Linked DNA regions of Homo sapiens: region 2 is linked to region 1. A link is a contact called in ENCODE Hi-C or POLR2A ChIA-PET data. All regions are on one chromosome and are shown on one strand. The core of a region is the stretch at or near the end of the contact, and the rest is flanking DNA. Distances in the headings are between cores, read along the strand shown. Region 1 overlaps LOC105369956 (a long non-coding RNA gene). Region 2 has its middle 150 kb from the start of C12orf75.

Region 1 (3,725 bases), core at 197-2,696:
ACTGTAGAGTGTATTACCGTACTGGACACTGTAGGCAACTGCAACACAATAGTAAGTATTTATGTATGTAAACATAGAAAAGGTAAAGTAAAAATACAGTATAAAAGATAAAAATGATATACCTGTTAAGGGCACTCACCACGAATAGAGCTTGCAGGACAGGAGGTTGCTGTGGGTGAGTCAATGAGTGAGTGGTGAGTGAATGTGAAGGCCTAGGACATTACTGTAGACCACTGTAGACTTAATAAACACTGTACACTTAGGCTACACTAAATTTTTATAAAAATATTTTATTTCTTCAATAATAAATTAACCTTAGCTTACTGCCACTTTTTAATTTATAAACATTTAAATTTTTTTTTTTTTTGAGATGGAGTCTTGCTCTGTTACCCAGGCTGGAGTGCAGTGGTGCAATGTCAGCTCACTGCAAGCTCCGCCTCCTGGGTTCACGCCATTCTCCTGCCTCATCCTCCCGAGTAGCTGGGACTACAGGCGCCCACCACCACGCCTGACTGATTTTTTGTATTTTTAGTAGAGATGGGGTTTCACCACATTAGCCAGGATGGTCTCGATCTCCTGACCTCGTGATCTGCCCGCTGTTTTAAAAACTTTTTGACTGTCATAATAACACAGCTTAAAATGCAAAAACACTGTACAGCTGCACAAGACTATTTTCTTTATATCCTCATTCAATAAATTTTTTTCTATTTTTAATTTTTTTTAACTTTTAAAACTTTTTTTTTTTATTAACAACTAAGACATAGGTACAAACATTAGACCAGGCCTGCACAGGGTCAGAATCATCAAGACATCACTAAGCAATAGATACTTTTCAGTCCCCTTATAATCTCATGGGACCACTGTTGTATTTGTGGTCCATTGTTGACCAAAACAGTGTTATGTGTTGTATTGTGAGAGTAGGTTTGTTATTGTCTTAGTCCTTTTTCTGCTGCAATAACAAAATATCAGACTGGGTAATTTATAAAGAAAAGAGATTTATTTGGCTTATCATTCTGGAGCTTGGGAAGTCCAAGATTGAGGGGTTGCATCTGGTGACGGCCTTCTTGCTGCATCAAAACATGGCAGAAGACATTACATGGCAAGAGAACAAATGTGTGTGAGAGACAAATGGGGGTCAAAGCTCATCCTTTTACCAGGAACCCACTCCCATGCGAACTAACCCACTTTCGCGATAACTGCATTGATTTATTCATGGGCTACTCACCTCTTAAAAGTCCCACCTCTCAATACTGTTATAATGGAAATTAAATTTCAACATGGGTTTTGGAGGGGACACTCAATCCATGGCATTTCCACTCCTGATCCCCCAAAATTCATACCCTTCTCACATACAAAATACATGCATTCTATCCCAAAGGTCCCAAAAGTCTTAACTCATTTCAGCAACAACTCAAGAGTCTCATCTAAATCAGATATAGGTGAGACTCAAGACATGATTCATTCTGAGTCAAATTTCCTCCAGTTGTGAGCCTGTGAACTAAAAGCATGTTGTCTACTTTCAAAATACAATGGTGGGACAGTCATAGGAAAGACATTCCCATTCCATTCCAAAAGGGGGAAATAGGCAAGAAAAGGGGTAACTGAACCCAAGTAAGTCCAAAACCTAACAGAAAACAACATTTTCCCTGGAGAATGTTGGGTAATCATACCCTTTGACTTTGTATTCTACATCCTGGGCACACTGGGGTGGGGGTTTAGCCCACAAGGCCTCAGGCAGCCCTGTCCCCATGGCTTTGCTAGGCTCAGCTCATATTTGAGCTCTCTTTGGTTGGGGTCTTGTGCCTGCAGCTTTCTTAGGCAAGCATTGCATGCTGGTAGTGCTACAGTTCTGGGGTCTCTGAGGTGGTTTTGCTCCCATGGCTCCACTGGGCATTGCCTTAGTGAGGACTCTCTGTGGTGACTTTGACACCATATTTCTGCTTGGCATTGCTCTGGTAGGAGCTCTCTGCTGTAGCTGTGCCCAAGTGACAAGCCTCTACCTAGTCCCCAGGCTGTTTACAAAATCATTCGAAATCTAGATGGAGGCCACCATGGCTTCGTAGCTAATCCACTCTGGATATCTACAGAATTAGCACCATGAGGATGACACCAGGATTTAATCCTTGAGCCCTCTAGGGCTGTGGCTTGAGACATACAAAGGCCCACTTGAACCATGGCTGGGGTGGCTGAGGGATGCTGAGGGAAGCAGAGTCCTGAGGCAGCCCTGGATAATGAGCCCATGGAGGATGCCCTGGGCTTTTTCCCTGAAACCATTCTTCCTTCCTAGAGCTTTGCCTGTGATGGGAAGTGTAGCCTCAAAAATGTTTGAAATGTCTTTGGGGTCTTTCTTCCATTGTCTTGATGAATAGTAGTACCTGGCTCCTTTCTAGCCATTTTAATCTCTTGAGCAAACAGTCTCTTGGCCACACCCTTATTTTTCTTTCCCTGACATGCTTTTTTACTCTTTACATGGCCAGGCTTTGAATGTTCTGAATCTTTTTGTTCTGCCTCTTTTTTTTTTTGAGATGGAGTCTTGCTCTGTTGCCCAGGCTGGAGTGCAGTGGCACGATCTCGGCTCACTGCAACCTCTGCCTCCTGGGTTCAAGTGATTCTTTTGCCTCAGGCTCCTGAGTAGCTGGGACTACAGGTGTGCGCCACCACGCCCGGCTAATTTTTGTATTTTTAGTAGAGATGGGATTTCACCTTATTGGCCAGGCTGGTCTCAAACTCCTGACTTTGTGATCCACTTGCCTCAGCCTCCCAAAGTGCTGGGATTACAGGGGTGAGCCACCGTGCTCAGCTGCCTCTATTTTAATTATAAAGTTCATCTTTAAGTTATTTCTCTCCTTTCACGTCTCACTGTATATGGTTAAAAGTAGCCATGCAGCAGCCTGGCAGCCTGAATGCTTTGCTGCATAGATATTTCTTCCACTAGATATTCTAGTTGATCTCTCTTAAGTTCTGCATTTTGTAAAGACCTAGAACATGGACACAATTTGGCCAAGTTATTTGCAACTGCATAGCAAGGATGGCCTTTACTTCAGTTTCCAATATGTTGTTCCTCATTTCTGTCTGATACCTCATCAGAATGGCCTTTACCATTTGTATTTCTATCAACATTTTGGTCATGACCACTTAAGTAATCTCTAAGACATTACAGAATTTTTTTGGTCTTCTTCTCTTCTTAGCCCTCACTGAAATTGTCCTTAACACTTTATTCATAGCAATCTAGGCTTTTTCTAGCCTGCTCCTCCAAATTCTCCCGGCTTCTACACATTACCCAGTTCCAAAGCTGCTTCTGCATTTTCAGGTATTTGTTATAGTAACAGCTCCACTTCTCTGTACCAATTTTCTGTCTTAATTTGTTTTCTCCTACTATAACAGAATACCTAAGACTAGGTAGTTTATAAAGAACAGAGATGTATTGCTTACAGGTCTGGAGGGTGGGAAGTGTAAGGTGGAGGGTCTCATATCTTGCAAGGGTGGTCATGCTGCATCATCCCATGATAGAAGGCAGAAGGGCAAGAGAGCATGAGAGAGAGGAGGGAGAGAGGGAAAGAGAGAGAGAGACAGAGAGAAAAAACAACAGAGAGCTGAACTCACTTTTATAACTGCTTTGGCTTTAATGTCATTCCAAAACTCATGTTGAAATTTATTGCCATTGTAACAATATTCAGAGGTGGGATCTTTAAGAGGTGATTAGGTCATAAGACCTAATCAATGGG
Region 2 (3,542 bases), core at 856-3,355, 52 kb after region 1:
AGCTTGGGAAACACCAGGCTTTCAGCAAATGCTCCTTGAGTGTGTGAAGTACTGTATTGAGCAGCATAGAATTGGACACTGTTGACCATATCATTCTTTAGTTGATGAGATCTGGGCCCTCATAAGCCCTCATGTTTGGACAGTGCCTCCTGGTTTACAAAGAGCTTCCTTGAACATGATCTCAGTTCAGCATCACAATAACCCTCTGAGATGAAAAGGGGTAGGGAAAGAACAGGAAGGAACTAACAGGAACTGTGGGAGTTCAGAATGAGGGATTATTTCTAGCTGCAGGAGGGACCCATAGAAGTCTCCTGAGAAAGTGGCATTGAGATGGGCTTTTAAAGAAAGGTGAGAGAGCAGAGAACAGTATTCCAGGTGGAGGCCACATCGTAGGCAAAGTCACAGAGATGTGAAAGCGTGGGTGTGTCTATGGGACTAGGGGAGGTGATCAATGGGGCTGGAGTATAGGCTGCCTGCAGGACAGTGTGGGAGGCCAGACTGAAAACAACCACAGGGCTCAGAGAGCAGCATCATTTCATTAGGATCATCATCTTCATTCCCCTCTTTAAAAACACACTTCCAGACCACTTGCTCTATGCCAGGCACTTGGCTAGGTATGGGAGACACAAAAGATATCATGTACAGTTCCTGCCTTGAGGGCATTTACAACCCATCAAGGAGAACTGCCACACACACACCAACCTTAAACGAAATGCGTAGAAGTTACTTGGAAAGTTTGCACTTCCATTTAACGTGTGCATGTTCAGAAGAATGGAGGCCTGCAAGAGTTCCCTTTTCACATGTACTTGGAGCTTTCCCTTGAAGGGCCCTCTAATTAAGTCTTTGGGGAGGCAGTGCAGCACAGTGGTTGCAACCACAGTCTCTGGAGTCCGAAGGCCTGGGTTGAAATTTGGGCTGCAGCACTGACGACCTACAACTCCCTGGTGGAGTCTTTAGTTCTCTATCCTTGGTGATATGGTTTGGCTGTGTCCCCACCCAAATCTCATCTTGAATTATAATTCCCATAATTCCCTTGTGTTGTGGAGCGACCCAGTGGGAGATAATTGAATCATGGGGACGATTTCTCCCATACTGTTCTCATGGTAGTGAATAAGTCTCATGAAATCTGATGGTTTTATAAGCAGAAACCCCTTTCACTTGGCTCTCTCTCTTTGCCTGCTGCCATCCACATAAGACGTGACTTGCTCCTCCTTGCCTTCTGTCATGATTGTGAGGCCTCCCCAGCCATGTGGACCTGTAAGTCCATTAAACCTGTTTTTCTTCCCAGTCTGGGGTACGTCTTTATCAGCAGTGTGAAAACAGACTAATACACTTGGTTACCTTGTCTATAAAATAACGATCCAAAGGCAACCTGGTTGATTGGGTTGTCATATCAGCTAAGACAATGCAGAAAAATAGTACCATGCATGATACCCAATTAACCCAATAGCAAATAAGTAAGCACGATGCTGCTGGCTGTGGCTTGCATACTGTAGCTGAGCCGAAGTAGAGTCTCTGAGCAAGGAGGGCACCATGGAACATGTTCTTCTGGGAGTCCCGCTCAGAAAGCAAAGCTGGGTGAGTGTGCAAGGTCGTTGTGGTGCTGCCAAGTCATTGTGGAGCCTCGCTAGCATATCTTGGCTTAAAGGAGTAGGGATTTCTTAATAAATCAGGTGTTTCTTGTAGACACTCCCCACCCCCAGCAGTGCTGGAATGTGCAGAGGATGTTTTGAATGTGTCACCACTGATAGTTACATGCCGTCCTGTTGCAGTGCGTTTCCAGGAGCTAAACCAAGGCCAGGGTCAGGGAGCCCAGCTTTGTGGCAGCGGATGATACATTCCTCTGAAATACACCAACTCCTTGAGAGCTTCCTTCAATTATACTGCCCCGCGTGAGTTTGCACACCCTCACACACAATTGGCTTTCCTCTCTTAGGAGTTTGGGATATTTCAAGGCTTGCTAATCAGCTGTGTTTATTAGATAGCCTTTGTTTTCCCCTTCTAAGACAGGAAGCTCATTAGAAACAAGCACAAACTATCAACTTTCAACCCAGAGTTGAAAATGTTCCCTGAGAATTGGGGATATTTTTCAAGGGAGTCATATTCAGAGGCACAGCCCAACTCACGGTAGCTAAGCTGACAAGTAGGCTCTAGGTAATCCACATTCCAAGGATTTTGAGGTTCCCATGAGATGAATGCTTTCCCTCCATGATTATACCTTGCAGCTAGAAATATAAGGAAAAGCTGGGGCAAACTATAATACAGCAGGTAGTGACAATGGCCCTGGAGCCAGATGAAATGGGCTCATGTTCTGGCTTAGCCATTTACTAATTATGTGACCTTGGGCAAGTCACTGACCTTCAAATTCCTCATCCTTAAATAGGGGTAGGCCGGGAGGGTGACTCACGTCTGTAATCTCAGCACTTTGGGATCCTGAGGTGGGTGGATTGCTTGAGCACAGAAGTTAGAGACCAGCCTGGGCAACATAATGAGACCCCGTCTCTATAAAAAATTTTTTTAAAATCAGCTGGGTGTGTGATGGTGTGCACCTGTGGTCCCAGCTACTTAGGGGTCTGAGTCAGGAGGATTGCTTGAGCCTGGGAGTTTGAGACTGCTATGAACTATGATTGAGCCACTATACTTCAGCCTGGGTGACAGAGTGAGACCCTGTCTGAAAAAAAAACAAGGGTGGTACTACCCACTTCATAGGATTATTGTGAGCTTTACGTGAAGGCCTTACGTGATTGTTAGTTATTATTATTTATAGTAGCTTTCATTTATTCATTCATTCCTTTACTCAACTGATACTGATTTGGTACTTTCTATGTGCCAGGTGTTGTGTTTGGTGTAGGAACTATGTAATAAAATGAGTTCTTGTCCCTGCTCTTGAAGAGGTCACCACTCAATGAGAGAGACAACATGTACACAGGTTTTATGAAGCAGTGTGAACAATGCATGCAACAGGCTTTGGGAGCACAGTGGAGGGACACCTAGCTCTAGTTGATGGTGGTTGTGGTAGTGATAGCCCAAGTGTACCACGATGGAAGTAATAATGATGGTGATGATGAGGATGTTGGTCATGCTGGTAATGGTTTGCTTGTAAGGATGGTAGTAATGATGGGGACTATGAGATGGTGGTGATGGTTGTGGTAGTAATGATTCCAGCATGATGTCATAATGATGACAGAGACATTTAGATTGGTGATAGTGGTGGCCATGATGGTGGTGACAGTGGTGATGGTTTACCATGAGGATGGTAGTGAAGATGGCATTGCTGCTGATAGTGGTGATGGTGGCCATACAATGGTAATCAAGATGTCAGTAACAGGATTGTAGTCAAGATGGTAGTAAACAATACAGTGGTGATGGTGATGGTGAGGGTGGCAATGGTGGTATTAATGTTTTGAGAAAGGATGGTACTAGAGATGGTACAGATGATGGTGACAGTGTGATGGTGGCAGTGGTAGCAATGACTGTGATAGGATAGCAGTAATGGTGTAATGGCAGTGATCATGGTGAGAGCAGGTAGAAGTGGCAGTGAT

The links. Hi-C counts contacts between places; a loop is a spot of excess contacts on that map. ChIA-PET counts read pairs that join two places held with the same protein, here RNA polymerase II (POLR2A). Pooled maps may share reads with other maps.
Region 2: a loop to region 1 is called in a map of endothelial cell of umbilical vein, with 6 times the contacts of the local background. The contact joins two enhancer-like sites. A Hi-C loop is called at or near these places in 4 of 168 maps with a recorded cell type or tissue (Caco-2, endothelial cell of hepatic sinusoid, endothelial cell of umbilical vein and 1 more) and 4 of 50 pooled maps. POLR2A ChIA-PET finds 5 or more read pairs at or near these places in 3 of 52 experiments (Caco-2, MCF 10A and endothelial cell of umbilical vein).

What each region holds. Positions count from the first base shown.
Region 1 is chr12:105,432,510-105,436,234 of GRCh38, forward strand. All of the region lies in intron 2 of LOC105369956 (a long non-coding RNA gene), which reads right to left. The region is part of intron 2 of LOC105369955 (a long non-coding RNA gene); the gene reads left to right. Among named protein-coding and RNA genes, the nearest start is that of C12orf75, 100 kb to the left of the region's middle. Within about 2 kb of position 1,447, at least 2 of the 41 ENCODE cell types and tissues checked have a DNase peak (open chromatin) inside an H3K27ac peak, as active enhancers do; they include endothelial cell of umbilical vein, where a contact is called at or near this core.
Region 2 is chr12:105,483,731-105,487,272 of GRCh38, forward strand. No RefSeq gene overlaps it. Among named protein-coding and RNA genes, the nearest start is that of C12orf75, 150 kb to the left of the region's middle. Within about 2 kb of position 2,106, at least 6 of the 41 ENCODE cell types and tissues checked have a DNase peak (open chromatin) inside an H3K27ac peak, as active enhancers do; they include endothelial cell of umbilical vein, where a contact is called at or near this core.